2 separate regions of the Mus musculus genome follow, and region 2 is linked to region 1. Evidence: chromatin loops called from intact Hi-C (ENCODE). Cell type or tissue: left cerebral cortex. All regions are shown on one strand. Links, peaks and the distances in the headings refer to the core of each region. The heading gives the core; the rest is flanking DNA. Region 1 holds the start of Gm30806 (a long non-coding RNA gene). Region 2 has its middle 12 kb from the start of Gm52123.

Region 1 (16,016 bases), core at 4,724-9,723:
CGTGAGACACTACATACAAGCAGGCAAATGCTCCCACATATAAAAGGCAACTTCCTGGAATGTAGGAGTTGTAGTTCTTGGAAAATACCAAAGCTGTGTGAGGAAATACAGTGGCTGGATAGTTTTGTCATGAAAAGCCCCTGAACACATGTCTAGTCAACATTCGTTGGGAATTCTAGAGAGTGGTCCTGGCCAAAGTCCATCCTGGTCATTATTTAATTAAAGCTTGCTTCAAATTTGGCTCAAAATTTGGAATCTCCGGGTTAACACTGGCAGGGCCCAGGATTTGACCTCAACGACTCTGGTAACATCTAGTGGCTGCTCTATAAATATCATGGGTTAGTCTGGACCTTTGGATTAGGCCAGGGACTATAGATGCTTAAACTGCTGAGAAAGCATAGAGTGTGCTAGAGAAACACGTCTGCTTCCGTAGACAATAGTCAAGTTTACCTGGTCTTGAGCAAAACATTTCTGATGATCCACCTGTCTCCACGCAGAGATTAGTGGAGTGTGACTCAAAGGTTAAGGCAGCAAAACAGACAGGCATGATATGAAGAAAGAGGTGCCATGCATTTATTCCATCTGAGAGAGAGAGAGTATGCATGTGTGTGTGCACATGCATGTGTGCACATTCATGTGTGTGCACGTGTGTGGGTACATGTGTGCACATGCATGTGTGCACATTCATGTGTGTGCACGTGTGTGGGTACATGTGTGCACATGCATGTGTGTGCATGTGTGTGGGTACATGTGTGCACATGCATGTGTGTGCATGTGTGTGGGTACGTGTGTGCATGTGTGTGGGTACATGTGTGCACATGGTTTCCAGTCTGAGCTTCTGGCCTCATGGACTCACCCCATGCTGTACAATAGAGCCGTTAAGCAGAGACAGGATGGAGGAAGAGGAAAACACAGTTTGCTTTTAATGGTTGACAGGTTGAGGGCCCAACACCTTTTTGTCGCTCTGTTCTAATCCTCACCTCTTCTTATCTTCACTGCAGACATCTCTGTTCTACTACCACGTTCTTCCCCATCACAGTTATCAAGGAGGGTGGTATCGTGGCCTCTACTGCCTAGGTTCTGTTTCTCAATGCTGAGACACTCTGAACTCAGATGCTGGTGAGAGAAGAAAGCCCCAGTCCTTGGCGTCCTGAGTCCCTCATGCCTGAGTCCTGCAGCCATTTGTCTGCTTGCAGTAGCACTGGTTTCCAGAATTGACTGACTCATATCTGGATTAATGATGTCTAGTTCCTATTCCTTGTCATACAAGGCCAGCCACTTGCAATGCCTGTCCCTCAAGCAGACTGGATTTCTCCAGCCTGTTTCACAATGCCTAGATCTGAGCATGAACACAGGGTTCCTTTCTGTAAACACAAACTGGGCTCTGCCTTAGGCCTGTCTCACTTGGGCTTCAGTAGCTGTTTCCTATTTGTACGGCCTGAGTATCTTCAACTGGCCAAACCCACAGACCTAAGGCTAGCAAGATGACTCAGGCAGCACTGGCCACCAAACCTGACAACCTGAGTGTGGTTAGCAGAACCCACATAGGAAGGAGAAGAACTGACTTTCACAGATTGTCCTCTGAGTACCTGGCACAGGACAAGTCAGGACCAGATGACAGGAGATAGAAATCAAGAGTTACTCATAATCACAAATGTCACAGGAGACCATGATGCAACCTACTGACAGCTGTGGATACAATCTTTCATTTCTGAGTCTTTGACCTATAGCTTGGTGCCCAGAACATCACCCATATTGAACAATTAATAAACTGCTGACTAGTTCCAGTGAACACACATTAAGCACAGCTGGGGACAGTCGCTATGAACTCCTAGGAATGGGGCGCAGACAGGAGATGAGGGCTTCACATTCCTCTTTGCTCCAACCCTGAACTGTTCCGACCCCTGCCCCAAAGCAGCACCCGCAGCTTGGTCCTGACCTTCAGCTCCCTGTGGCCCTGCCTTCCTTGAAGAGGGTGCTCCCAGCAGGTGCTCCCACCAGGATGCTTGCCCCACACAATGGGCAACCCCCAGAGCAGTGCCGCCAGTAACATCAATTTCCTGGAGGGCCGGATGGGTGCCGAGATGCTGTAATGAGAACTCATGAAGGTATGCCAGGCTTCTGATGCCGGGAGCTGGTGCCATTTCCAGTAAGCAGCGTGGCAGTGAGAGATAAGGGCATGAATTTGAATGGCTATTGTGCTCGGCGAACCACCAGAGGGGCTTTCTGCACAGGCTTTTGTAGGGCCAGGTGGCAAGGATGATCGTGAACTGAGAACGGGTGAGTGATTCAACTTCCCCTCTTTTCCTGGTTCCTGATTTTCTTGAACTTCTTACCATCCAACAATGCCCATCTCTCGGAGTCCACAGAAGCACGCATGTTAAACTAGAGATCATTGGGGGGGGGGGGGGGGCGGGGCATTCCATCTCAGCTTCTCAAGTCTAATGCTGGCCCGATGCCTTAGGCTCTCTGATCAAATCACTCCCCAACCCGTGCCTCGGTTTCCTTTTCTTAGAACCCATAATGCAACAGGCCCACATGCTGTTGTGAGCAGCATAAAGCAGGGACCTCAATAGTCTCTCCAGAGCTCTGGTTAAGCCTGTGTGTCTCTTTATAGGAAGTACCAGATAAAGGTACTCGGTGGTACTTGGTGTGGACCCCTCCAGCGCGAGTCCTGGCAGAGTAGGTAGAGTACCCGACACACCTGAAGCTCCTGGTCCAACACTTTGAGAGTTGTTGAAACACAAACAGCTAAGGAAAGTCTGGTACTCTGAATTGTGTCTTCATGTTTTATTGTTGTGAAGAGACGCCTTGACCACAGCGACTCTATAAAGGAAAACAGTTGGGGCTGACTTATAGTTCGGAAGTTTAGCCTATTATTGTCATGGAGGGAAGCATGGTAGCATGCAAGCAGACATGGTATTGGAGAGATAGCTAAGAGTACTGTAACTGGATGGCAGACAGGAGCAAGAGACAATGAGACACTGGCCTGGCTTGAGCATCTGAAACCTCAAAACCCACAAAAGTGACACATGTCCTCCAACAAGGCCACACCTACTCCAACAAGGCCATATCTCCCAATAGTGCCACTCTCTGTGAGCCTATGGGGGCCATTTTCATTCAAACCACCAGAAATTGCATCCCAAGGCTATTTTCAGATTTCATTTAACAGTGTAGGCACACAGGGGCACACACACACACACACAGATAAACATATACACATGCACACTGACACACACATACACATATCAATATACATGCACACATGTACACACACATACTCAAGTTGAGGGCTTGAGAAATGGGATGTGAGCTTATTGTTACTGTCACTAAGAATAGCCCTGAGCGTTTCACCTGCCTTTGGTTGGGTCAGGCCTTGAGGTTTTGATCTGGAGGGGGAAAATCATTTGTGCTCATTTCCAAACAGAAGAGTGAAGAGTGTTTCATTCATTCACTTTCCATGTAGTGTCTTAACCTAAAATAAATAAACAAATGCAAGCTTCAAATTCAGGCATTCAACTGGTTTATACTAGTTTACACTGCTGTCTTAGGGTTTTACTGCTGTGAACAGACACCATTTCCAAGGCAACTCTTTTTTAGATATTTTCTAGATATTTTAGATATTTTCTTTATATACATTTCAAATGCTATCCTGAAAGTTCCCTATACACCCCCCTCTGCCCTGCTCCCCTACCCACCCACTCCCGCTTCTTGGCCCTGGCTTTCCCCTGTACTGGGGCATATAAAGTTTGCAATACCAAGGGGCCTCTCTTCCCAGTGATGGCCGACTAGGCCATCTTCTGCTACATAAGCAGCTAGAGATATGACCAAGGCAACTCTTATAAATGACATTTAATTGGGGCTGGCTTACAGGTTCAGAGGTTCAGTCCATTATCATCAAGGCGGGAACATGGCAGCATCCAGGCAGGCATGGTGCAGGAGGAACTGAGAGTTCTAAGTCTTTATCTAAAGGCTGCTTGCTAGCAGAATACTGACTTTCAGGCAGCTAGGATGAGGGTCTTAAAACCCAAACCTACAGTGACACACCTACTCCAACAGGGCCACACACTCTAATAGTGTCACTCCCTGCTTTGCATGTTTTAAAAAGATTTATTTTTTTATGTCTATGTGTGTGAGAGACAGATGAAGCTGAAGCCTCCACATTCATTCCTCCAGTCTGAAGGCTGCTGTCTAAGCTAATGAACACACCGAGCAGCCCCAGCCCAGGTTGCAGGATGCATCCTGCCATCCTCTCCTGAGTGAGCCCTTCTTGGTTTCCACATGAGCATCTCCTGGGTTACCAGAGGGCACTGACACTCTGGATCCAGGATAGACAGAATCTGAATATGTTCAACATTTTATTTCACTACCTACTTCCACTGATGAATGTGCTCCCTGCACAGCGGCCAGAGCAAATCTGATTTGTGGCTGATGTGACTCAGTAATGTAATCTGCTTCCTGCAGAGAGACCACTAATGAGTTCCTTGGTACTGTGCTGTTGAAGTATCACATGGCTTTATTTCATTCAGAAATTCTTACTAGCTTTTTACACAGGTGTTTAAGTGTGTTTGGGGTTTTCAGAATAAGCAGAGCTGAGGTTTTAAGTAGCTAGGAAAGTGCTGATAGGTAGGTAGGTAGGTAGATAGATAGATAGATAGATAGATAGATAGATAGATAGATAGAAGACTTTTTTCACTTCATTTCAAAGGATAAGTTGGGGCACAGAGATGACTCAGTGTGTAGAGGCTCTCATAAGCTGACTTCAGTCCCCAGGACTCACATGGTGGAAAGAGAGAAGAGACTCAAAAATTATCTTCTGGCTGCAGAGAGAGTCAGGCAGACAGACAAACAGACAGACAGCGACAGAAAAACACACATACACACACACACAGACACACGCATATACATACATACATACATACCTACATACATACATACAGAGAGAAACACACATGAGCATGCACACACGCGCGCACACACACACACATTCACATGCCCTAAAGTCTGTAGTTTGCAGAATTTCAGGAGACTGTTCTATTTGGCTGATAAAGGAGGGCTGTATTTCAGTAGGAAGTTGGGAAGTGTGTGAATTCTTCTGGGTCAGGTGTGTTCTCTATCCTTTCCTGGCCTGTTCTTCCTCCTTGCTCCCAGCGTCTTCAGAGGTGGGTGTATTTAACTCCTCATGCTGCTATTTGTAGCCTGAAAAGCACATTTGCATCTGTAACTTCTTGGGAGTTTGGGGCTCAATCCTCTCTGCTTTGATCCTCCAGTATCCAGTCCCTCCAGCCAGTCTTCCTAATGGAGGGCAGGGCTACAAGCTGAGTGTGAGTATAAGATTCTGGTGACCTGAAGGATGTGTAGGGGGGAAACTGAAGGTGAGCAGAGATGCCCTGCCGTTCATGATGCAGGAAGGGAAAACTGCCCCTGCGTCCACCACCACCACCACCCTCTCTTCTCTATGTCTCTGCCTCCCTGTCTCTGTCTGTCTCTCTGTCACTGTGTCTCTGTGTCTCTGTCTCTCCCTCTGTCTGTCTCTCTGTCACTGTGTCTCTGTCTCTCTCTCTGTCTCTCTCTGTGTCTCTCTCTCTCTCTCTCTCACACACACACACACACACACACACACACACACACACACACACACACACTTTTCACATCAGTAACAAACAGCATAAGCAGTTAAATAACATTTAAAACCAACCCAGGGCAGCCTCTGGGGAAGGTCAGCAGTTCTCACAGGCCTCACAGGCCTCGTGTGTCAACAAGGACTACAGTGAGCTCAACCTTCCTCATCAAGATACAATGTTCTAACATCACCATTGGCAGACAGAACATTTTCCAAAGCCAGGACCATCTGCTTTGGTTTTTTTTTTTTTTTTTTTTTTTTTGTTTTGTTTTTTAATCAAATATTCAGGTTGACCAAAACTAGCAATATATTTTGAGGTTTGTTTTTTTTTTTTTTAAACTTTATATTATGTGGGGAGGGTTCGTGCATGCAGTGCTTTCTGAGGCCTAGGGCTGCCGTTACAGCCTGTGTGGGTACTGGGGTCTGCACCCCAGTTCTCTGGAAGAGCAGACCATGCTCATAACCACGGACCCACATCTCCAGCTCCTGTTTGTTTTGATAGAGTCTTACATAATCCAGGCAACTTTGAACTCACAGTGTAGCTGAGACCTTGAAAGCCTGACCCTGCAGCCTTTGCCTTCCAAGTAAAGGGATTGTAGGAACTCACAACTTGCTGGGATGCAATAGACTTCTTTTTAAATACCCCTCCCCTTCAAAATACTATCTTGAATTTGATTTTTAAAACTGTAGAGGTATAATAAAATATACTAGGTTTTCACATTAAGTATTAGTCCAGAGAATGGCAGACTGTAATAGATGGGTCAAATTCAGCCCAATTACTGTTCTTGGACATCCTGCAAGTTGAAGATGGTTTTCGGTTTTTTTTTTTTTAATGGCTAAGAGAGGAGCGCATTGAAAGAAAAATTTTGTGACATGTGCAAATTATATGAAATTCAAATGTGGTGTCTATAAATAAAGCTGTATTGGAGCACGGCCACGCACAGGCCTGTTATAGCATCCGTGGCTTCTTCTGCAGGGCGTGATCAAAATGGAGTATTTGTAACAGAGACCATGTGTCCCATGAAGCCTAAAATACTACTCTATGCTCCTTTCTAGGAAAAGTTTGCTGGCTCCAATGGTAGCCTATTAAAATTAGCAACATCACGAATCAAAATGTTGCTTGCATATTAATAGATCTGCATGCGCCAAGTAAGAGGGTTTCACAGAGCATAAGCGAACTTCAGGCCAGAATGGGAGGAATAATTACCCTGTCTTGAGTTTTTCTCATTCACTCAGAAGCTCAACCATGGAGCAGAAATGAATGAGTTGCAGCCTCCTCCGGAAGTCAGGGGAAGCCACGCATGAGTAGTAGAGATTTGAAAAGCGGGTCAGGTGTACTCAGAGATGCCTGTGAAGGACTCTCTGTTGTTTTCTGTCAACCACTAACGTCTTTTCCTTGGAGCGGAACAGGGAAAAGGTGAGAGGGGAGAAGAGCAGAGTATTCCCAGCTAACTGTGTATCACTCTTCTTCCACGTTAGCCTTGCCTTCGTTGAGTGACGCTTTGCTCTCTAGACAAGTCAGCATTCAAGATTCCTCACACACACACACACACACACACACACACACACACACACACGCGCGCGCGCGCGCGCGCGCGCGCACACGCACACACCCACACACCCCTCACCAGTCCTTCAGCTAGCATATGGAAAACTTTGGTGGGCGGGTCTAAGCCATACAGCCAATGGTGGGCGGGTCTTTATGAAAGACTGACGGGTGCTACCTATGCCCAGACCCTCTAGATCTGGCTCTAGTTTTGTTTGAAAAGGTTGTTGAACATGTAGGGCAGCGGCTCCCAACCCTTCGGCGGTCAAATGATCCTTTCACGGGGCTTGCCTAGACTACCAGAAAACAGTTATTTAGATCATGATTTATAATAGTAGCAAAGTTATTCGACATAGCAATGAAAATGATTTTATGGTGGCAAGGGTCACTAGAACATGAAGAACTGTATTAAAGAGTCACAGCCTGAGAAAGGTAACAGTGGGTCACTGTGCAAGGGAGTCAAAGTTTCTTAGACTGGCCCTACTTCCTATTCATTCTGGGCTCCTGACTCTGGATGCCATGGGACCAGCCAGCCTCCCCATCCTATCACAGTAGGTTCTCCTACAATAATTACAATGTATCTTCTTGATCTGTAAATCAGAATTAAGCTTTTCTTTCCTTAATTACTTCTTGCCAGGTCTATTGTCACAGCTAGGAGGAAAGCAATGAGTGCAGAAACATCATCAACTCTACCTGCAGCTGGTCTCCAGCAGATCCACAATCTCTAAGGAACTGAAGAGGCCCTACACTCCAATGGAGTCTCACTTCTGTGTTTGGGAGCCACAATGTCCACCTAAGGCAGAAGACTTTGGGTTCCATTTGTTTCCTCTAGCATTGTTTGACCCTAATCATGTTTAAAATGTTCATTTCGTGGCAACTCCTAAGGAATAGACGCCCCCAGGGAAAGGTGACAAATGTATTATCTAAGGATAAAGAATGCTATGTTTTCTGAAATCTACAACACCTTTATTTTTCTGGTTGAGAAGTTTGCCATAGAAAGTTTCATCTGAGGATTTAAGAATGTTTCAAGTATAACTCTAGGGATGAAGAGACCACTCAGTGGTTAAGAGAACTGACTGCTCCTTGTAGAGAATCCAGGTTGGGTTTCTAGCACCCAGATGGTAGTTCACGGCTGTCTGTAACTCTGGTTGCCAGGATCTGATTCGTCTAGCCTCTGGACACTGTATGCACATACAGACAAACAGACACATACACGTACAATAAATTAAAAAACTAATTAATTTAAACAAAAATGTCTTAGGGTATTACTGCTATAAACAGACACCACGACCAAGGCAGCTCTTATATGAACATTTAATTGGGGCAGGTTTACAGGTTCTGAGGTTCAGTCCATTATCATCCAGGTGGGAGCATGGCAGCATCCAGACAGGCATGGTACAGGCACAGCTGAGAGTTTACATCTTCCTCTGAAGACTGCTAGCAGAATACTGAATCCAGACAGCTAGGCTGAGGGTCTTAAGGCCCACACCCACAGTGACACACCTACTCCAACAAGGTCACACTTTCTAATAGTGCCACTCCCTGGGCAGAGTTTATACAAAACATCTCAAAAACATTATCTCTACTGACCATTTTAGGCAAACATTCATAGGCTCGGTGACAAACAAGTTCTGCCTCTTTCTGCCTCGTTCACTGATATTCTTTTAAAAAGAGGTTAGGAAGTCTTTGCTCTTTCTCTATCTATCTCCCAGGACTTGCTTTCAGCTGTATCCCCACCAACATCAGAATAGGCAAGACTCCATTCTTACACAGGCTAAAACCGTCAGAAAACTTTTAAGGTAAAATAACTCTGTCTCAGTCTCTTAGGTGGTTTTAAGTGGATGTCTAAGGAACAAGGCATGGCCAGTGAGATGAACTGTGAACACAGCCACAGTCGTTGCAAGTGACAAACAGCCCCACCCCACCAATGGCACATGTTTCTTGCTAAACCAGAAGCAGTTACAACAACTGGCCTGGCTCCCCAAGCCAGAACGTTGGCTTGATCACTGTAATTAGAGAACTAGATAAAAATCAGTACATTCTATATATGATTTTCAGTGTATAGCACTTAAAATGACCAAAATCATACACAGAAAAGCCAAGGCTGGAGCTATAGCTCAGAAGAGTGCTTGCCTGCCATGCACAAAGCCAGGCAAATGCCAGCACCATGACCAAGGCAGGTTCAAACACTAGCACCACATACACCATACAGAGAGGCGCGTGCCTGGGACCTCAGCATTCGGGAGGTAGTAACAGGAAGATCATGACTTTGAGACTGATTACTAGCTGCTGAAAGTTGGTGGGGGAGTGGGGAAGGCTGAGAGACAAGACTCTAAAAGAGGAAAAGTAAGTTTCTTCTCTTTGGTCTTTATAGCTTTTACTTGACTTGACATGGCCTAGAGTCTCCTGAGAATGGAGCCTCAGCTTAAGGGTTGCTCAGATATGAGTGGCCCGTGGCCACGTCTGAGGAGGATTGCTGTGGGATACCTGCCAAGGGAGCCTCACAATAGCTGTGAGGAGACACCATGGTGGGGGAGGGGGGAAGCAAGCTGAGGAGGAAAGGGCTTACACTTCCACATCATAATCCATTACTGAAAGAAGTCAGGACAGGAACCTGTAGGCAGGAACCGAAGCAGAGGCCACGAAAGGGTGCTGCTGCCTGGATTGTTCCCCGTGGCTTGCTCAGCCTGCTTTCTTATAGGACCCAGGACCACCCACCAAGGGGTGGTCCCACTCACAGTGAGCTGGGCTCTTCTCCATTGATCACCCTACAGGCTTGCCTACAGCTAGATCCTATATCAAGGCATTTTCTCATCTGAAGGGCCTCCTCTTGAGACAATGACTCTCCAGTGTGTCAAGTTGATGCCAAACCAGCCAGACAAACCTGTTTCCCTCTGTATTAGTCATTTTCAATTGTGGTGATAAAAATGCCATGACCAAGGCAGCTTATAAAAGAGCTCATTTAATTGGGCTTACAGTATCAGAGGATTAGAGTCCATGGTGGTGGGGCAGAGGTGTGGAAGCAGGAAGAGCTGGGAGCTCACGTCCTGACTCAAAAGCAGGATGCAGAGGGTGCACCAGGAATGGTGGGAGTTTTGAAACTTCAAATCCTGCCCCCAGTGATGTACCTTCTCGATAAGGACACGCCTCCTAACCCTTCCCAAACAGCTCCACCAACGAAGTATTCAAATCTACGAGCCCATGTGAATTATTGTCATTCAAGCCACTACATTCTATGCCCTGACCCCATAGACTCATGGCCATATCATAATGCAAAATGCATGCAGTCCACTTCAAAAGTCTCCATAGTCTTTCGGTCTCCAGGCTGTTTACAAGTCCAAAGTCTCTTCTGAGACTCACGGCAATCTCATATCTAACTGCAATTCTCTGTTAAAAAATCAGAAAGTGAATTGCAGACTTCCAGCATACCATAGTGAGGAAACGCTGGACAAAGGCAAGACCAAAATCCAGCAGGGCAAAGCCCAACTCCTGTAGCCCCATGGCTGCTGTCACAGGGCTTAGACAGCTCCACCCTTCCAGCTTATCTGTCTACAGTTCATTTTTCTCTTGGGCGGGGTCCACTTCCTGTGGGTGGCTCCCCTTGGCAGGTATCCTCCGGCTCTGGCATCTCCAACATCTTCGGGTCTCCAGCACAATCCAGGCCTCACTTTCACAGCTTGGTGCAGTGGATTTTCAGGACCTCCATGCAGGGACTTCCCTGAAATGTCCCTGCCTTCTATGCTTTCCTTAACCATGAAGGAAGATTCCATGACCCCTCTACTTCTGTGTTCATCATGACTCTAAAGCCTGGACCACATAGGCAACATTGTTAAGTTCTGTCGCAAAGGGAGGTGGACCTGACCCCTTGAGTCACATTTGTAGCAGCTGTCATGTTCTGTGTCTTGGTAGAAACAGCAAATCCCTCGGCCTTTTCCTTTTACAGGTTGGAAGATTGCCTGGGTGGAGTCTTGTCCTGGAGCTGCTCTCCCTTTATTTTAATACAGATCGGGGCTCTCCTTAATCTTTTATTTCTTTCAGCACAAGCCTTGGCTCCAACATGACATTTCCCAAGGCCCCTTTCTCCTCCAACTGTACACTTTGCACTTCTCTTGTTACACTTGCTTTTTTTTTTTTTTTCATTGCAGGCTCGAGTAAGAGTGACTACCAACCATGTGACAGAGTCAATATTAGGCTGTCTTAAAAATCTTCTCCATTGGGGCTGGAGAAATGGCTAAGAGGTTAAGAGCACTGACTGCTCTTCCAGAGGTCCTGAGTTCAATTCCCAGCAAGCACATGGTGGCTCACAACCATCTGTAATGGGATCTGATGCCCTCTTCTGGTGCTATGTGAAGATAGTTACAGTGTATTCATATAGATAAACATATCTTTTTAAAAATTCTTCTTAGTCCATTACTTCTCAATTTGGCATCAGACAAATTCTAAGGACAAAAACAGAAAGCAGCCAAAATATCACAAGAATGGTCGCTAGCCCAGTTGCTAATATACTCCAACTGAACCTTCTCAATATGGGCCTTCATAGTCTATATGGAGACTTCATGTAGACACTTTCCCTTTCTAAGTCCAAGGTCCCAGTCTTCCACATTCCTCAGTGTAGCCAGGTCTGTCACATTTTCTGTCCTGGTTATTTGTTGCTGTGAAGAGACATCATGGCCAAGGAAACTTGTAGAACGACGTTTATTAGGGGCTTACAGCTTCAGACAGCGAGTCAGTGATCATCATGGTGGAGACCATGAAGCACAGCTTCAGACAGTCAGGCATAGTGTTGTAGCCGTAGTTGAGAGCTTAGGTTTTGTGGCAACAACTACAAGGCAGAGAGAGAGAGAGAGAACGAGAGAGAGAGAGAGAGAGCTAGGTCTAACTGGGAATGGCATGACCTTCAATCCTGCCCCCAATGGCACACTTCCTCCAACAAGGCCACACCTCCTAGTCCTTCTCAAACTGTCCCATCAACTGCAGACTGAGCCTTCAAATATATGAACTGGGGATTGGGGGTGGGGCATTTTCATTTAAACCACCACACCACAAAACACCTCATCTTGGCCTAACGTAATAGCTGTACGGCAAGAACTCCATAGCAACTGCCTAACAGAAGGGAGAAAGTAAGGGAAGGAGGGAAGAAAGAAGGAAGGGAAAAATGGATAACCAACATTTACAAAGAAGAGGTTTGCTTTGACTCATGGTTTCAGAGGTTTGGGTCTGTGCTGCTTGGTTCTCTTGCTTTGGGCCTGTGGTAGCACAGTACATCATGATAAGAACATGCCAGGGAACTGCTCATCTCATCACAGCTAGGAAACAAAGACACAGGAAGAGCTTGGGTTCCAATACACTCGTCGAGGGCATGATTTCAGTGACCTAACCTCCTTCCATTAGGCCCTACCTACTAATCAGTTCACTACCTACCAATAATGCTACAGGTTAGGAACCAAACCTCAACACAGCATCTTTCAGAAAGAGTCTAGATCCAAAATGTAGTCTACTGCCATCCGTTCTCAGCTTGCATTGGCCTTCAGGCAAGCCAGGCCCTTTCACACAAAGCCCTGTATCTAACAAAGGATTTCACAGAACCTATGGAACATTCTATAGGAATAGGAAAAAATAAATAAATGGTCGCATGGAAAGCTCATCGCACCACTGTAAAGTCAAGAAATAGTGCTTGATCTTTAGCAACCAGATAGGAGCTTTGTTTGTTCGTTGGTTTGCTTTTCAAGAGAGAATTTCTCTGTGTGGCCCTGGCTACTGGAACTTGCTCTGTAGACCAGGCTGGCCTTGAACTCGGAGATTCACCATCCTCTGCCTCCTGAGTGCTGGGATTAAGGGTGTGTGTCATCACCACCTGGCAAATTGGAGTTCATTTAAAGAGGCGTGGCATCATGCACTCTGAAGAAAGACTCTGAGGCCAAGGAAACAGGAATAATAAAGAGGTGGCTGGCTAGGAAACAATATATGTAACACTTCCTGCCTTTTTGTGCAGAAAAAAAAAATCAATATTCAAGTGTTCCCAACCAGATAAATTTCAGTGGGAAGCAAGCGTAGTGTGGTTCCGGTTCCCACGTGTGAAATGCAGGGGCCTTGCGCTGGGGTCTGTTGTTTTATTGGATGCTGAAAACCCAGCTTTAAAGTCTGGGAGTTCAGTTCGACACAGAGCATATGCTAAGCGTTTGCCAAGCCCTGAGTTCATCTGGAGCTCTGCATGGATGAGCCTGCAGTCCTCATGAGGAGACAGTGCTCAGCAGGTGAAGAGCAGAAAACTATTTCAAGTCATGAGTGTGTGTGTGTGTGTGTGTGTGTGTGTGTGTGTGTGTGTGTACGGGTGTGCATGTATACACACATTATTTGACTTGCTGGCTTTAATTGTGGGCCTAGAAGGGATCTTTTCTCAGGCTGGAGAGATAGCACAGTGGTTAAGAGCACATGCTGCTCTTGCAGAGGACCCAAGTTCGGTTTTCAGCATTCACACAACAGCTCACAACTGCCTTAATTCCAGTTGCAGGGACTCTCTCTTTCTCTCTCTCTCTCTCTCTCTCTCTCTCTCTCTCTCTCTCTCTCTCTCTCTCTCTCACACACACACACACACACACACACACACACACACACACACACACACACATCTTTTAAAAGAAAAATAAATATTAAAAAATAAAGTCTCCCTGTCAATTCTTTATAATGCCTGTGCCTATTGTGAGCCAGGAATGGTAGTAGTAAGGACAGTGCCCAACACTGACAACACAGAAATAAAGGCCCCTGACTGACTGTACTTCCCAGGCCACAGAAAGCAGAGAGTGACCAAAAGTCAACAGAAGAGATAGTTTGGAGATTTACTGCTTGAGGAATGAGGACTAACCATGCAGGTTTCCAGAGACAGGTAGTAGTCGTAGGAAGTTAATAGCATGCCATTTCCAGAGATATACCCCAGATCTCAGGACTGGTTGTTTGGAAATTTTAGCCCCACCACACCCTGTGTCTCTTTCTGTAATAAATGTTTTGTAATGTACTTTTACTAAAGTTAAATCAGTATGCTACCCACATACAAGTTTTAGTATAAAAATGTAAATAAGAACATACAAAATAATACATATTCGGATATGTGAATATTCGGACAGTTATGTTATAAAACATCCTGTTTCAGATGCAAGCAGCCATGTGGCTTGAGACAGCTATAAGCGCAGACTGATACATTTGTATTTTACTATGATTCAAACAGCAGGCATGGAGCTATATCTGCAGTGGTGGCAACTTTCCTTTAAGCTGTCAACAAAACAAAGGCCAAACACTGCCCGCATCCACTCACCTGAGGTACTGAGAACCCACAAGCTCACGGAGACTGAAAGTAGATCAGAGGAAGCCCTGGCTAGAGGAGGCAGGATGGGAGTTCCTGATTACTGACTACCCTGTCTCTGTTTGGAGTCATGGAAAAGATTTGGAGATTGACAGAAACGATGGTTTCATAGCATTCTGAATACAAGTCAGCCACTGATGTTGTTCACTTAGAAATGGCTAAAACGGTGCCTGGAATATTGTATAGATTTTGTTGTAATAAAAGCTTCATCTGGCTACGGTGATAAGTGCAGTTCCAGTTCTTGGGAAGAAACGGAGGCAGGAGGATTACATGTTTCAGGTCAGCATGGGCTCCATAGAAAGAATAAGGGAAGGAAGGAAAGAAGGAAAGAAAGGAGGGAGGGAAAGAGGAAGGGAGGGAGGGAAAGAGGAAGGGAGGGAGGGAAAGAGGAAGGGAGAGAGGGGGAGGGAGGGAGGGAGGGAGGGAGGAAGGAAGGAAGGAAGGAAGGAAGGAAGGAAGGAAGGACCTTCAAAAAACTTGTTTGTAAATAAAATGGAGCTGGTCCTAGCTCTGGACTATACAAAGCAAGAGTCTGTCGCAGAAAATAAGAACGGGGTGGGAATGGTAGCAAGAAATGAAGTAAAGGACGGTGGGAGAGAGAAAGGAGGGTCTTACAGAAAGTCCTTTATGTTTATAAATGGAATAGACCTGGTCCTAGCTCTGAGAGTTAATGCATGGCATTCACCTACACAAATGTCCAGCAGGATATCTGAAAAACCTCCTAAGACAATATGAACTATCCTACTAGATGTCCAGCATGGCGGGTCAGCGCCACTAAATGCCAGTAAGGCTCCCCTTTATTGTGATGACCAAAAAAAAAAAAAAAAAAAAAAAAAAAAAAAAAGCCCAGGTTCAAATTGCCTTCTAGAAAGCAGCTCCGCCCCTCTTGAGAGTTAGGAGGCAGGAAGTGAAGAGAGAGCCTAGGCGGCGCCTGGGTTCTGGCCAAGGGCGTGCCTGAAGTCCTGGGGGAGCACGGGGGCAGAGGGCTCTGTAAAGCAATCAGCAGAAACCCAGATCTCCGGTAAACGGATCTAGCTGGAGGATAGAGAGTTAAAGGGAAAGGGACACATGAACTACTCGGTGAGGTTTAGTCCTGTTTTTATCCTTAACAGTGTCTCGGTTTCACGGTCGCAAAGCTCATTGCGCTCCCCTGCCAGACGGTGGAGCTAGAGAGCCTCGTACAGATCCCGGTCCACTGGGTTCAGGTTTGAGGCAGGGCTGACTCAGCCCTCCACGGATGACACAGCAGGATCGTCGACTGTGACCTGCAAGCAACAGCTTCATTTATTAAATAATTAGCTAATTCTTTTTTTTTCCCATTTAACTTTATCGACCTATTACAGGTAGGGCGATGGCATTGGAAGGTTCAGACAGAAACCACTAAGATAAGACGGGACTCTGACCCTGACTCTTAAGCAAGAAATTAAAATCTCTTGCAATCTTCTAAGTGTCCCTAGGCAACACGCCCAGTGGAGCTGCCCTAGTCCCCT
Region 2 (16,016 bases), core at 7,087-12,086, 100 kb after region 1:
GATCATCCTTAACTTCATAGAAAGCTCAAGGTCGGCATGAGATACATGAGAAGAGATACCATCTGAAAAGAAAAACAAAAGCATTTGTGTTCTCACAAGCTCACTCTGCAAAATATAGCATAATGTGGGGGCTAGTGAGATGGCTCAGCAGTTAAAGAGCGCCAACTGCTCTTCCAAAGGTCCTGAGTTCAAATCCCAGAAACCACATGGTGGTTCACAACCACCTGTAATGAAATCTGATGCTCTCTTCTGGAGTGTCTGAAGACAGCTACAGTGAACTTACATTAAATAAATAGATAAATAAATATTTTTTAAAAATATATAGCATAATGTGATTCCTCTTGCCTGGGTTGGCCTGTCTAGAAAGGCCTTTGCCAGGCGTGGTGGCGCACACCTTTGATCCCAGCACTCGGGAGGCAGAGGCAGGCAGATTTCTGAGTTCGAGGCCAGCCTGGTTTGCAAAGTGAGTTCCAGGACAGCCAGGGCTATACAAAGAAACCCTGTCTCGAAAAAACAAAAAACAAAAAAAAAAAAGAAGAAGAAGAAGAAAGAAGAAAGAAAGGCCTTTGTACCCACTCTAACCATGTCGGAGGGAACACCTGGCATTCCATCTCATCTCAAGGAGAGTACTTCTTTTTAAAGTCAAGCTCTCCTGTACCGTGGGGGCTGACCTTGGCTTCCCTGGGTAGCCAAGGATGACCTTTAATGCCCAGAATCCTGCCTCCACCTCCCAAGTGGTGGGACTACAAGCATGTGCCACTACCCCTAGGAAGGTGCTGACATCGTTGCCAGTAGATATCTCTAATGGCTAGGTCGTGCTTAGCCCCTAGAGTCGCTGCTTTTCCTGGATGCACCTGTCATGAAGTCTCAATGGCCTCTCCCTTGCAACACAGTAATCCTTTCTGTTTGGAGCCCCCCCCCCCCCAATGCACCAGAGTAGGACGCAGTACCTTCACACTCTTTTGGACTATGCTGTGGGTCAGAACCAGCTCCAGGGAAATGTTTGTCTTGAAGGACCTAAATCAATAGAGGAAACTTCACCCCAAACATCTCTTGTAGCTAGGCAGTTACCTCTGCTCCCTTGCAGGATCTGGCTGGCTTTTATTTTATGCAGGTATTTCCACCCACAGCTCTCTTTCCACACTTTCTTAATGTTCTGACAGAAAATTATAGGGAGCCTCCCACCTCCACACTCTCTCTTGCCTCTACCTCCTGATAAGTTCCTGATCTTTCTCTCTCTCTCTCTCTCTCTCTCTCTCTCTCTCTCTCTCTCTCTCTCTCTCTCTCTCTCCCTCCCTCCCTCTCTCTCTCTCTCTCTCTCTCTCTCTCTCTCTCTCCTTCTCCAGAGTTTCTCTGTGTAGTCCAGACTGCCCTAGAACTCATTCTGTAGACTAGGTTGGCCTCAAACTCACGGAAATCTTTCTGCCTTTGCTTCCCAAGTGCTGGGATTAAAGGTGTGTGCCACCACGACTGGCTTGATCTCTTGTTATTAAGTGCTCACAAAATTGATCTGATTGGTTTGCTGTCTTGTAAGATCTTTGCCCCCCCCCCAACCTAAGTGTTCTAGTTTCTTGTTGTTATTGTTTTTTCCTTTTTTTACTTTACATACATACATATATATATTATACATACATACAAAGCAAATATATATATATTTGCAGGGACAGGTGGATGAAGTCTCACCATGTAGCCCAGGCTGGTCTCAACATATCTTTGTCTCCCAAGTGTTAGAATTACAGAAATGGGTCTCTCCCTGTCTTAGCTACTTTTAGTTGCCATGATAAGACACCATGTCAAGGCAACTCATAAAAGAGTTTGTTGGAGGCTTAGCAGTCTCAGAGGGTAAGTCCATGCCCATCATGGTGATGGGAGTGTGTGTGGATCATGGCAGAAGGCAGGCATGGGGCTGGAGCAGTATCTGAGATACAACCACAAGGCAGAGACATAAAAAGAACTAACTGCAATAAGCATGGGCTTTTAAAATCTCACAGCCCACCCTAGTGACAAAATCTTTCAAGAAGGACTAGTGCTTCCCAAAGGGATCCACCAACATGGCACCAAGTATTCAAACATAAGGGCCTATGTTTGAAAAGCTACCCTTAGCTTTACTTAATTTTTAACATGAGGTATTGTGTGTGTGTGTGTGTGTGTGTGTGTGTGTGTGTGTGTGTGTGTGTGTGTATGTGTGTGTGCTGCCACAGCACAAGTGTGGAGGTCAGAGGACGACTTGTGGGAATCAATTTTATTTTTTCAGCCAAGTAGGTTCTGGAGATAAAACTTGGATTTTCAGGCTTGGCAGCCAGCATCTTTACCCACTGCAATATCTCACTAGCCATTTTTGTTTGTTTGTTTTTTGGTTTGAGCTGGGTCTCCTGTATCCTAGGGTAGCTATCGAGTCAATGAGCCTTTTTTTTTTTTTTTTTTTTGGTTTGGTTTGGTTTTTCAAGACAGGGTTTCTCTGTATAGCCCTGGCTGTCCTGGAACTCACTTTGTAGACCAGGCTAGCCTCGAACTCAGAAATCCGCCTGCCTCTGCCTCCCAAGTGCTGGGATTAAAGGCATGCGCCACCACCACCCGGCCCTCATCTTGAGCCTTTGTATGCTACCATACCCAGTTTATGCTGTGCTGGGGAAGGAACCCAGGGCTTCCAGCACCCTAGGGAAGCATGCCACCCACTGAGCTACACCTCCAACCCTGATTTTTATCTTTTGAATCCTGAGATTTTTCTATTCACCTCTCACTGTGTCCCTTGAGGGACAGGGGGACAAGGTCCCACTATGTAGGCCTGGCTGGCCAGGAACTCACCAAGTAAAGCCGACTGTCCTTGGCTCATGGGCAATCTTCCTGCCTCTGTCTGGAAAGCGCTGGGAATCACAGGTGTTCCACGTCATGTTCAACTAACACTACTGGTCAAACTACTACAGCTACTAAAAATCTAAAAAGAACACACAAACTTTTAGAAATAGCCATTTTCAGACCTCCTAAAGTAAGATTAGAAGTCAAATATGCAAACAAGCTTGTCCATATCAAAACAGACCAACTGCTACTGTGCTGCCTAAGCTATAACACACTTTCTTCTTTTGGTAACTTTTACTTTTGCATTGGCTTGGTGTGTGTGTGTGTGTGTGTGTGTGGCCGTGTAGGGGGACCAGAGGACAACTTGCAAGGGTCTGTTCACTTCTGGCACCTTGTGGGTCTTCCCACACAGAACTCAGATGTTCGGGCCTGGCAGCACACACCTCTACCCACTGAGCCATCTTGCAAGCACACCACAATAGTATTTTCAAAAGTTTTATTTTTTTAATTTATTTTTTGAGACAAAGTCTCCCTATACAGATCTGGTTGGCCTGGAACTCCCTATGCAGACCAACCTGTCCAGTTCATAGAGATCTACCTGCTTTTGCCTCCCAAACACTGGGATTAATTAAAATCATACACCACCATACTGCATCCGTCTCTATCTCAGAAAAGAAAAGGCAGATTAAAAAGATATAATAAATATATAATTATCTCCTTATCATCTGTCCTTGTTCCCGGTGCAATATCTATGTATTTGTAAGTACCGAGTATCTTAAAATTGGTTCTACTTGTGTGTCAGCAGGAAAGAGAATCTGCTTAAACCAGGACTCCCAGGTGCCTAAAGTTCACTCCTGGCTGCCTGGACCTTTCTTCCCCCCCCCCCCCCCCCAAGACTGGGTTTCTCTGTATAGCCCTGGCTGTCCTGGAACTCACTCTGTAGACCAGGCTGGCCTCAAACTCAGAAATCCGCCTGCCTCTGCCTCCCAAGTGCTGGGATTAAAGGCGTGCGCCACCACCACCGGGATGCCTAGACCTTTCTTAGCGGTCATGAGCAGCATACACTTTCTGGGCATGAGAACAATCTTACTACTTTGATATTTTAATTTTGCCCCAGCCCCACCCCTACTGAGAACACCCTCCTCCTGTAAAAACGTGATCATGGTATTCTCCTGGAAGGCAGAGGTAAACAAGCAGTTACCAGGAACCCTGGCACTGCAAAGAACAATCAGACGTATCAGAGACGGAAAAGTGCCTATCACCACAGATTTCCTTTGGGGTTGAAGTTTTGCCTTTTATGCCCCCAAGTGATCAAAATTCTGTATGGACTTGAATGTCCCAGCATGTGCGTAGAGGCCAGAAGACAGCTTGCAAGAGTCAGGTCACTCCTTTTACCATGTAGGTCCTCTTAGGTTTTGACCTCTGGTCATCAGACTTGGCAGCGTGTGCCTTTACCTGCTCAACCACGTCAGCAGCCCCAGGTTTTATTTTGGGTTGGTTTTTTTCCAGTGCTTTTTTTTTTTTTTTTTTTTTTTTCTGTCCTCCTCACCAAGATATTCCTAATGTCACAGGTACCTGAGGCTGTGACAGGCAATCAAGTGTAGACTAATTCTAGGCAATGAGCAATCTCTATGACTCGGTGACTTCCCTCCCCAGCTCTGGCCTCTTAAATGCTACCCTGAGAAAACAAAAGTCTTATTTCTCTGGGAAAGACAAATTTATAAGGCTGTTCTCTTGGAATTTATCCCTATCCAGAACACGCTGACATAGAAGTGATAACAGTTAAATTTAGAAAGTTCCTTCTCAAACCAAAGAATGCTCAAGCTGAGAGGAAAAATAGAGCCTGCGCAGGCCCGGTCTTTCGTTCCTTCTTTCCACAGCAAAGGAAATAGAAGCCTGGCAAGGTCAGCTGGGCTGTCCAAGGCCACATGGGAAAACATGCTGCTTTCTTCACAACTGGCCAGTAAATGTCTACGGTGTGTCCAGCACGTCCTGCACCAGGGTGTCAGCGAGAAAGGGTTCAGGCCAGAATGTGAGCCAGGCTAGAATTCAAGCTCTGGGCTGCCCCTCCCCCTCCATGCAAGGGTGTAAAGGCTCTCATGCTCTCTCTCTCTCTCTCTCTCTCTCTCTCTCTCTCTCTCTCTCTCCAAGACCTCTGGCCTAATCTCCTCAGAGAATTACCATTCAGACTGAGAAAAATTAGAGAATTCTCTGGAAAGAGCATCGTTTATCCTTGGTTCCTTCTGGAGGGAGTGAATAGAAGGACATTTGGGGAAGAGCCAAGGACATGACTGTGTCTTTACTCACAGAGATGATGCCACTGCCCTGAGCCTAAGGGCCCTGGGTCCATTAACTACACAGACAGTCCTCCTATGATCTTGTACCAACCCGAGAATCAAGAGGAAGCCCAGGGCCTGAACACTGTGGCCATGGAATATAATGCCATGAGAGCCCAGACAGACTTGGCCAGCCTACTGGAGGGTCCCACTGAGATTTTTGTTGCTGCAGGAGTGAACTCAAGGATTGAAGCATCAAACCAACACTGACTCCAGGTAGTCAGGCCCAGTGCCCAGTGTCTTTACCTCTCCAGCAACCTCTCCAGCCTCTATTTTTGGGTTTTGTCAATAGGGTCTCATGTATCCCAGGCTGGTCTCAAACTTACAATGGAGCTAAAAATGACCTTGAACTTCTGATCTGCTCCTTCTCCCTCCGGACTGCTGCGACTGTCAGCATGCACCACCATTCCCAGCTTCGGTATTTATTTTAGCTGCATGATTTCACAGGAACAGTGTGAAGTAAAATGACATGAGTCACAAAAGCCTTTCTGGAGGAGAAATCCCAGAATACCAGCAATGACAGGGGAAGCAAAAAAAAAACCCTCAAAAACATGTAACTATGCCAGCTGGGAGCGACTACACATGCCTGTAACCCCCAGCACACAGGATGTTGAAGCAGGAAGATCAGAAGTTCATGTCCAGCTTCAACTAAATAGTGATCCTGAGGCCAGCCTGTGCTACATAAAGCCCCCATCTTAAAGTGGGGGTGGGGGTGGGGAGAAAACAAATATTAAAGGAGGTGAGGCTTTTAGGCAATATTTTCCCCCAAATTTCTGTTAGTATGTATGTGAAACGAGCCTCTATAATTCCCAGAAAGGAACCTTGAATTGTGTGTAGAATATAAAACTTTGCCTACAAAGGCTGAAATGAACATTTCCAAAGATCTTGAAGAGGACCCATTCTTTCCATCCACTATGTGATTACCCGGGATTGACCTCAAGTCATGAGGCACAGCAGCAAAGCACCTTTACCTACTGAGCTATCTCACCGGGCCCTTTGTTTGTCAACCGTAACTTGTTTGTCACCGTAACTGAGCATTTCAGAGCTTCTGCTTTGCTATTCAAACCTTTCCTCCCATGTAAATTAACTCCTTCTGCTTCATTTACCTTTTGAAAGCCCTCCTCCATTCCAGCCTTGCGGTGGCAAGACAGAAGCCTGTGGTTATACACACTGGCACTCTCAGCACCTAGGAGGTGAGGTGGCAGAAGGATAGAGGGTGTGAGAGCAGCCTGGGCTACATAGTGTCAGCAAGTTCAAAGGCAGCCCGAGTTACGCGGCAACATCTAAGAAATGAAAGATAAGATAAAACAAGAAGTCCACAAGGGTGACCCAGGGAGTCAGGACACCAATGCCAAACCTGACAAGCTGACTAGAGCCTGGGACCCACCTGGCAGAAGGAGAGGACTGACTTCTGTAAGTCATCCTCTGACCTCCACAGTGGGTGCATGCATATATGTGTATGCATACACACACACACACACACACACACACACACACACACACACACGCACACGCACACGCACACGTACACGCATGTGCACATATACCGGCAGATATACACACAATTTAAATTATAAATATATATTTATGTCAAAATATATATTATAAATATATATAAAGTATATATATACTGAATAACTAAATATTAATGTGACAAAAAGATTAAAATAAGAACAATGGTGGTGTCTCCCAGTAGTAAAACCTTGTCTATTGTGTATGAGACCCTGAGTTCAGTCCCTAGCATGAAAAAATAAAATGTAAAAGCCTCAAACTAAATTCATTGAAAATCTTGTTTAATGTACAGTTTGATTTTCAAAATAATTTTAGGCACATACTATTAATCTTTAGCATAACAAAGTACTCATGAGATTTTTATAATTAAGGTACCAATAGGGCATTGGTTTAAAAATAAATAAATAAATAAATAAAATCCAGGTTTTTAAAATATTGTGAAAATTTTCAGGCATTAGCAAAATATTATAATGGGCCCTCATTTTCCTACTCATATTATTTTAACTAGTTTAAGGTAACTTGGCATACATGGAAAAACACAGATTTTATTTTTCTTTTCCCTTTCTCTCTCTGTTCATTGCTGTTTCTTTCAGTATTAGAGACTGAACCCTGGGCCTGAATCAAGCTAGGCGAAGCGAGAGGCTCTCTACAACTGAGCTGCATCCCAACTGACCTTTTTTTGTTTTGTTTTGTTTTTTTAAATCTTTTTAATCTTTTTAAATTTATAGCTTTCCATCTTTGTAGCAGAAGTCTGGCTCCATGGCCTTCTGAATGGAAAGGCCACTGAGTGATGAGTTCCTACCTCCCTTGTCTGAGTCACTCTCCCCCCCCCCCCCCCCCCGAGAGATCTATCCTTAAAAGGCTCTCACTTCCCTAAGCTGGGGGAGAAAAAAAAAAGTAAGCTTGCTTCCTCCCATTGGCAGGAGATGAATCAGCACAAAAGGAAATTGTCCTTGCCCAAGCTCATCTGATCCCCTGGGCTGGGTGTGTGTGGTATCGAGTGAGCGATGGGGAGGGAGTTGGTATCTTCTCGGGAACCACTCTGAGAGGTGAACAATGCCATGCATGCTGACTGGCCTGTGAGGTTAGAACTGTTGACACACACCTTGCCAATTAGAATTGTCCCAACCTGTAGGGAAAGCTCAGCTACTTCCAGATAATCAACAGGGCAAGTAGGGAAACTGCCCATGCCTAGGTGGCTTCAAATACACAAGGTCAGAGGATTGTTTAACTGTGACACGCAGCGTGCACTTGAGTGACACACCAGCTCCCGGAAAAGCTGGAACACTCATCTCAACTGAAGTGGCTTTCAGGGAAGAGCTTTGAAGGCCACAAGAAGTCCCAGTACCAGGATGTACAAAGAGTCATCCGTGGCTGGACCCTAACGATCCGGCTGAGCCCACTGAAGTTGTCTCAGCTCTAGCCGAGGTGCTGCCCTTAAGTAATCTCTGCAGACCCTCTGTCTTCTCACGGGCAAAAAGAAGCACAGAACACATTGGGCTCTTCCCCTTCTAAGCCCAGCCGTTGAGCCACTTTTCCCTTTCCTTCCATCAGCTTTCCCGAAGATAAGAGGAAGAAAGCTGATGGATAAGTCAGCTCTCTAAAATAGCCAGCCCGTGGGAATCCTGTAGGGTGTGTGTGTGTGTGTGTGTGTGTGTGTGTGTGTGTGTGTGTGTGTGCGCGCGCGTGCGTGACCAAGTACACGGGCACATATACCAGTTATATTGCTATTAGGTGAAGCAAAGACTCTGTCTTTGGTGGGTAGAGAGAGGAAAGCAGTCTGCTCTTCATGTTTCCCAGCTTTGTAGAAAAAAAAAAATCCGTGCAACCAAAAAGAAGAGCAAGACAGAGGATGGGAAGGCAGTGGGGGACGAGGGAGGGAGGGAGCCGAGCTCTCAGCACTGAATTTAAAAAGGGATGAGGGCGCAGTTAAGAGGGAGGCTGAAAGGGAGCCAAGAAATAAAAATATGCTGGGGATTTTAAACTGGGTGTAGCCACAGCTGGGTAAAGCCTACTCTTCCACTCAGACTGGCTTTTTCACTTTGGCCTGCCCTTCCCCTTCCCCTCCCCCTCCCCACCCAGACCCATTCTGAATTCTTTCGAGGCTCCCATCCCTTCCACCCCCTCTTCCTCGGCAGAGAAATTATATAGGAGCCAGGGAGGAAGTGACACATGTTCCTGCTTGAATGGAACAGGCCTCTGCAGCAGCCACTCGTGCTTGCTTCCTCGGCAACACTGCTGCTCGAGCTAGGATCCTCCTAAGAGACTCTCCTCTGGCTGAGCTCTGAGGTCCAGCCTTGGCAAGCTCCATGGCTTAGGGCATGCTGCATGGTTCAAGTTCCGTTCAAGAGCACCATTCAGTAGACCATCAAATTCAGAATGTATAGCACAGAACTCTTGAGTTAGTCTGGCTTCTTCCAAATGTGTATTCATTTCCTCCATATATATATAGTAAGTGTATTTGGGGGTGGGGGCAGGGTCTGAGAGGCCAAAAGAGGGTGTCAGATCTCCTGGAGCTGGAGTTACAGGCAGCTGTGGGCTGCCTGACATGGATTCTGAGAAGCAGCACACAGTCTTAGCTGTTGGGCCACCATCCAGACCACTTCAACAAATTTGCATAAGACATAAAGATATGCAAATGCCAGGGCCAGCTAGAGAAGGAGGAGACACCTTACTAAGTTTTTTTTATTTACCTTTTAAGATTTACTGTTTTTATTTTACCTGTATGGATGTTTTTGCCTGCGTGTGTGTTTGTGTTCCACATGTACATCTGGTACCTGCAGAGGGTGGAAGAGGACATTGGAACCTTTGGAACTGGAGTCACGGGTGGTTTTTGGCTGCCACCTGGGTCCTGTGTAAAAACCACAAGTGCTCTTAACTGCTCTCTCTCCCCGCCCCCCCCTTAATTAATTTTAATGCTGTATGTTATGTGTCCTTCCATGACACCAAATGCTGAAATGGTTCCAGACTGGCTCTTCATTGGTAGCTCTCAGAATCACTAGGTGAGATACTAACAAGGTAATTGAAACTTAGTAAATTAACCAGTAAGGTTCAAAGCACCATGCTCAGCCCAGAACAGCCCTCCAGACTTCCTCTGCCCTGCGCTCCCTCAAGCCTGTCTATGGCAGGTAGCTGCACTGTTAAGTTTGAGGTTTGGACTGTAACTATGTTTCTATGTGGTCTCCCATTGGACTAGAAGCATGGTGTTGTTTGTTTGTTTATATTTGTTGTGATTGTTTTATTTTGGTATTTTTGAAGCAATGTTTCACTCTGTAACCCAATGTGCCTAGAATTCACTGTGTAGCCCAGGCTGGCCTAAAGTTTATGACACCCCTCTTCTGCCTTAGCCTCGAGAATGCTGGGATTATATGTGAGCCATCATATATTTCCCAAAAGCTGCTGCTGCTGCTGCTGCTGCTGCTGCTGCATCTTCCTCCTCTTCTTCCTTTAAGACAAGAGTCTCACTATGTAGCTCTGGCTGTCCTGGAACTCATAATGTAAATCAGGCTGACTTCAAACTCACAGAGATCCTCATGCCTCAGGCTCCAAGTGCTGAGATTAAAGGAGTGCACCATCACACCAAGAACTAGAAGTTTCTTGAAGGTAGAGCCAATGCCTCCTTCATGCTTCTATCTCCAGAACGTAGCTTAGTGGTGTCTATTAAATTATTTGAACCAGTCACTGAACTAGCGAACGTTGATCTCTTTTGGCCAATGATGTACTTAGACCCTACAAGCAAAATAGTGGGGTCTAGGGAGACAGTTCCGTGGATAAAGTCCTTACTGTGCAAACGTGAGCAGCCAAGTTTGTATCCCAGCGCCCATGTGAAACCTGGGTATGATCCAAGTAGAGCAGCATGCTCCTTTAATCTTAGCACTCAGGAGACAAAAGTAAGCATGTTTTTGTGAGTTCCAGGCCATTACTGGGCAGCTGAGACACAAGGCTGCCTAGGGCTCATCGACCAACTAACTGATCTAAACAATCGGTGAGCTCCATGTTCAGTGATGCAGAAAGGTCACTGAATCCATCAGTCTCTAGACATAGCTGCATATCCTATTTGGAAAGCACTAAAAAAAATGGAAACAAAACAAAATAAGAAACAATAGGACAAGGACATGGTTCAGCCTGTAAGGGGGCTGGACGCTAAGCCTGACAACCAGTGTTCCATCCTAGACCCCACGTGGTGGAAGGAGAGAGCCAATTCCTACAAGATATCCTTTAACGTCCACATGTGTGACACACACGCGCGCACAGGCTTGTGTGCATGCATGTGTATGTGTGTGCGTTTAAAAAATTAGAACATTAGGAACAAGCCCAACTGTATACTTATTAGAATTAGTGGTAAACTCGTGGTTTATATTAGTTTCGTCTTCCTTCCTTCCTTCCTTCCTTCCTTCCTTCCTTCCTCCCTCCCTCCCTCCCTCCCTCCCTCCCTCCCTCCCTCCCTTCTTTTCTTCCTTCTTTCCTTCCTTCCTTTCTTCTTTTGATTAATGTCCTATGGCCTAGGCTAGCCTTGAATCCTTGATCCTCCTGTCTCCACCTCTCAGGTGCAAAGATCATGGGTGTTAAGTCACTACATGTCTTAGTCAGGGTTTCTATTCCTGCACTTCATGGCCAAGAAGCAAGTTGGGGAGGAAAGGATTTACTCAGCTTACATTTCCACATTGCTGTTCATCACCAAAGGAAGTCAGGACTGGAACTCAAGCAGGTCAGGAAGCAGGAGCTGATGCAGAGGCCATGGGGGGATGTTCTTTACTGGCTTGCTTCCCCTGGATTGATCAGCTTGCTTTCTTTTCTTTCTTCCTCTTCTTCTTCTTCTTCTTCTTCTTCTTCTTCTTCTTCTTCTTCTTCTTCTTCTTCTTCCTCTTCCTCTTCCTCTTCCTCTTCCTCTTCCTCTTCCTCTTCTTCTTCTTCTTCTTCTTCTTCTTTCTTCTTCTTCTTCTTCTTCTTTTTGAGACAGGGTTTCTCTGTGTAGCCCTGGCTGTCCTGGAACTCACTCTGTAAACCAGGCTGGCCTCGAACTCAGGCCAAAATCCACCTGCCTCTGCCTCCCAAGTACTGGGATTAAAGGCGTGCCCCATCACTGCCCGGCTAACTTGCTTTCTTGTAGAACCCAGGACTAACAGCCCAGGGATGGCACCACCCACAATGGGCTGTGCCCCCCACCCCTTGATCACTAATTGAGAATATGTCTTACAGCTGGATCTCATGGAAGCATTTTCTCAAGGGAGGCTCCTTTCTCTGTGATAACTCCAGTTTGCGTCAAGTTGACACATAAAAGCAGGCAGTACACTACACCAATTGGGTGTTGTTTATTTTTTTAATATAAAATCTTACTATTTACAGCCCAGACTTGCCTTAAGCCTGCAATTCTCCTGCCTCAGTCTCCCCCGCCCCACTTCCTTCTTTTTCTTCTCCTCCTCCTCTTTGAGACAGGATTTCTCTGTGCAGCCTGAGTACTCGCTCTGTACACCAGGTTGGCCTTGAACTCAGAGATCTCAGGTGCTGGGATTAACGGCATGGCTAGGACACCTTGTTTTCAGTCACCTCTTCTTATTTATTTAGCACATGAAGATGGATGGAGGGCTTTCCTGGCATCCTGGGGAGGCTAGAGGACCAGCTTCAGGAAGCAGTTGTCTCTTTCCACCATGTAGGTTCCAGGAACCAAGTCAGGTTTTCGGGCTTGATAGCAGGTGTCTTTTCTGGCTGACCCAGCTCACTGAGCCCTTCTTTAAATTTTGACTCACACCTATTAATCAAACATACTGATGAGACAATGAGGTGAAATTTGAAACATCCACACCTTGCATGATGATCGAATCAGAATGCCTGGCATATCAGTCAGGTTTACCGTTTAGTAGTTCTTCACAATGAGAACAAAGCAAGTATTTTTAGCTGTTTTAAATATTCAATATTTTATTATTATTGATAAAGCTGTTTTTTTACAACAGTGAATGTGTATGTATATTATATATATATATATATTAGTAAAGACACATTTCCAAGGGAGGAAGGAGGCCAGAACAGAGAGAAAGTTAAGCCTCACCAACAGTCTTGCTGTATACAGATGGGGTCTTTACATCCTGTGCCTGGATCTCTGGGGGTCATTTGTATAGTGCAGACCCTCTGGCTTATGTGCACAGTGCTGGCTTTTCTAGGCATGCTTTATTACATTTAGTTCTCATACAATTTCATATATATACATAATGCCTCATTGGCATCTTAAATCTCCACCCAGGGGAGGATCCTTTTAGAAACACAATAAGCCATAGGTCACCTCCAGACACTGGGGTGCCTCTGTGTCTGTGTCTAGGGCCAGATTTAGTCAGACTCAGGCAGGGCTGGGCTTTTTGATCTTCCTCTTTGCCACCTGTTTTATTCATACACTGGCTTTTAATTTTATGGAAGATTTCTTATTTTATGGAAGATTTCTTTACTTTTACTTAGATATGTGTGTGTGTGTGTGTGTGTGTGTGTGTGTGTGTGACATTTTGCTTACATGTGTGGATTGAAGCACATGCATACCTTGTGATCATAGAGGCACAAATGTCAGATCTTGTGGAATTGAGCTACCCATGGTTGCACACTGAAGATTGAATGCAAGTCCTCTGCAAGATCTCTCTCTCTCTCTCTCTCTCTCTCTCTCTCTCTGTGTGTGTGTGTGTGTGTGTGTGTGTGTGTGTGTGTAGGGGGAGGGTGGTTGGTTCAAAACAGGGTTTCTCTTTGAAATCCTGGCTGTCCTGGAACTCACTCTGTAGACCAGGCTGGCCACAAACTCAGAGATCTGCCTGCCTCTGCTACGATCAAAGGCTTGCACTACCACTGGCAACAACAAATACTCTTGACTCCAAAGTTGTCTCTCTCACCTCCAAATTTTCATTTTAATTTCCTGCATATGTATGTATGCATGCATGCATGTATGCACATGTGCCTGTATTACGTATGTATGCACATGTGTGTCTTTATGCTCTCACGTGTGAATACAGGTACACATCTGAGTGCTAAAGGGTGATGTGGAAAATCGTCCTCAATTGCTCTCTCTGCCGTTGTTTTGTTTTTCTGTTTTTTGTTTTTTTTTTTTTTTTTTAAAGATAGGCTCTCTAGCTCAAGATAGCTCAATTATTTGGCTAGTCTGGCTAGCCTGCTTACTCTGGGGACTCTGTCTCCTCCCCCTCCTGTAGCTGGGATTACAGAAGGCCCAACACACACACACACACACACACACACACACACACACACACACACACATTGGCTTTTACCTTGCTCGGGAGATCTGAACTCTGGTCCTGACACTGGCACTGTTAGCAGCTGCCTTGCTGAGCCGTCTCCCCAGTCCCCACACACTTAGGCTTTTCTCAAGGCTTACTTCTTACACCCTCTTCTCCCTCTTCACTTTAGGATCAAAATAAGAGCCTCATTATTGGGCCTTTCTTCCCCTCCCCTCCTCTAACTTTGTGAGCCAAGCAACTTCTTAGGAGGCAGATACCACAAACAAAAATAAGTTGTTCCAGGTAACACCCTGTCATCTGTTACTCAGGCACCTTCCGCTGGCTATTCGTAACAGGGGACCTGAGTGGCACTGCACCTGGACAGCAGTGCATATGCCATGAAATGAAGAACCAAGCGAGGGGATGGAAGTTATTTTTATTCAGGGATGCTCTCTACTTTCATGATGAGAGTTAGCTCCTGTCGATGTTCACCAGTTACATTTTTTTTTTTAAATGTGTTAACTGGTTGGGATTCTTCAACATTACTACAGTGAGACTGTAATGGTCTCATATAGCCCAGGCTGACCTCAAACTTGTTATGTAACTAAGGCTGGCCTTTAACTAACAATCTTTCTGCTTCCCAAGGGCTGGGATTGCAGGCATGTGCCCCTGTATCTGACGCCCTGGCACCTGGCTTAACTCACCTCTTAGAGTAAGGTCTCTGTTAGGCCCTGGGGCCAGCCCATCAGTTCTCTTTGATCTTGAAACAGGCTTATTAGATGGCAAGTGGTCACTTCTCCATAAATACTTATTCTATCTCTTCTAGGTCACTGTTTTGGACTTCACCTATTATATAACCCAGAAGTTCAGCGTGGAAGAGAGAAGCAGCTCTATTCTGAACGGGATCAATCTGGCCCTCTCCCCCACTTAATCAATGATCAGAGCCTCCCTCCCTTTGCTAAGAGGCCCAAAAAAAAAAAAAAAAAAAAAAAGCTGGGAAGTGCTGAATGGAGAACTTGTAGGCGTTCTAGCATTTTTTTTAGCAAGAGAGCCAAGAAGGACTCAAAAATGAATACCCAAGTGTGAAGCCTGTAAGCATATATGTCACCAAGCACATGGTTGTCAGCCACGCCCTATACTATCCATGTAGAGATTGGCCAAAGATGGTGTGATCATTGGGGCTCTATACCAGTGTGTGCAGCTATCATTTGTTCTCTCTGTCTGTCTTTCTCTGTCTCTGTCTCTGTCTCTGTCTCTGTCTCTGTCTCTATTTCTCTCTCTCTCTCTCATGTAGCCTAGTCTGGCCTTGAACTTGATGCCTTTGAACTTCTGAGTCTTCTGCCTTCACCTTCTGGTACTGGGATTACAGACATAAGAAGCCACCACAGTTTAGGCTGTTCTAGGGATCAAAGCCTCAAGTATGCTATGCTAAGCAAACCCTCTCCCGGCTGCACTTTACCTTCAGACTCTTTGATTGCCTCCCCACAATCTCAATTTTTGATGAAAAATATTGTAGTTTTAATATTGTCATTGAACACTAACAAGAAAGACCGTGATGTTTCACAGAACGGCGATTTAAATAAACTGACAGCTTCGGAATGTGTCTGACGTGGTCAGAAAGTGTCTAAGCCGAATGAGTCAGTGGGGTGCTGCATGGCTATCTTTCCATCCCCTGTTCAGGTTACCATGTGACTTCTGGTGCTAATTCAGCCAGACAAAATGTGAAGGGTGCATCCTTCCACCCTGCTCCCACGGGGTCCTAGAGAACACTCCAGGGAGTCACTGTCAAAGTGAATAGTGCCCTTCAGCCAGAGAAGGTTCTGGATTTAATCACCAAGTGCTGAAACACAAAGCCACCTCTGACTCCTCTCTCTTTTGATTTTAGAAACTTGAGTAACATGATGGCAGTATCAGTTATTGTGAATAATAGAGAATCCATTTCTCTGAAAGGGCGAGATAGTTACCAGAAAAGGCAAAGTTCTTGGGACCAGAACTTTGCAACAGCTGGGAATGATAGCCCAAACTCACACTCCCAACACTCGCAAAGCAGAAGCAGAAAGAACACCACCAGTTTGAGGCTCTGCCTGGTCTACATAGAGAGTTCCAACCTAGCCAGTGATAGGCCATATGAAGACCCTGTTTCAAAACCCAAAATACAAAGACC

What was found. A loop is a pair of places that touch in the nucleus more often than their neighbours do. Peaks named below come from ENCODE experiments on the same cell type or tissue, not always from the same donor. Only the 100,000 strongest peaks of a DNase experiment are listed, where the experiment ranks them.
Region 2: it touches region 1 in a loop (2.8-fold over the local background); 3 of 42 quality-filtered maps call a loop at or near these places.

Annotation. Positions count from the first base shown.
Region 1 is chr14:67,188,573-67,204,588 of GRCm38, reverse strand. Gm30438 (a long non-coding RNA gene) reads right to left here. Exons shown (of 8, transcript XR_874742.2): 8 at 15,377-15,791. It overlaps Gm30806 (a long non-coding RNA gene), which reads right to left and starts at 3,063. Exons shown (of 4, transcript XR_001781308.1): 1 at 2,705-3,063. In left cerebral cortex, for the core only: no CTCF peak of the experiment used is centred there; a DNase peak (open chromatin) is centred at 6,663.
Region 2 is chr14:67,089,935-67,105,950 of GRCm38, reverse strand. No RefSeq gene overlaps it. Among named protein-coding and RNA genes, the nearest start is that of Gm52123, 12 kb to the right of the region's middle. In left cerebral cortex, for the core only: no CTCF peak of the experiment used is centred there; DNase peaks (open chromatin) are centred at 7,776, 8,611, 8,782 and 9,213; H3K27ac peaks cover 1,879 bases.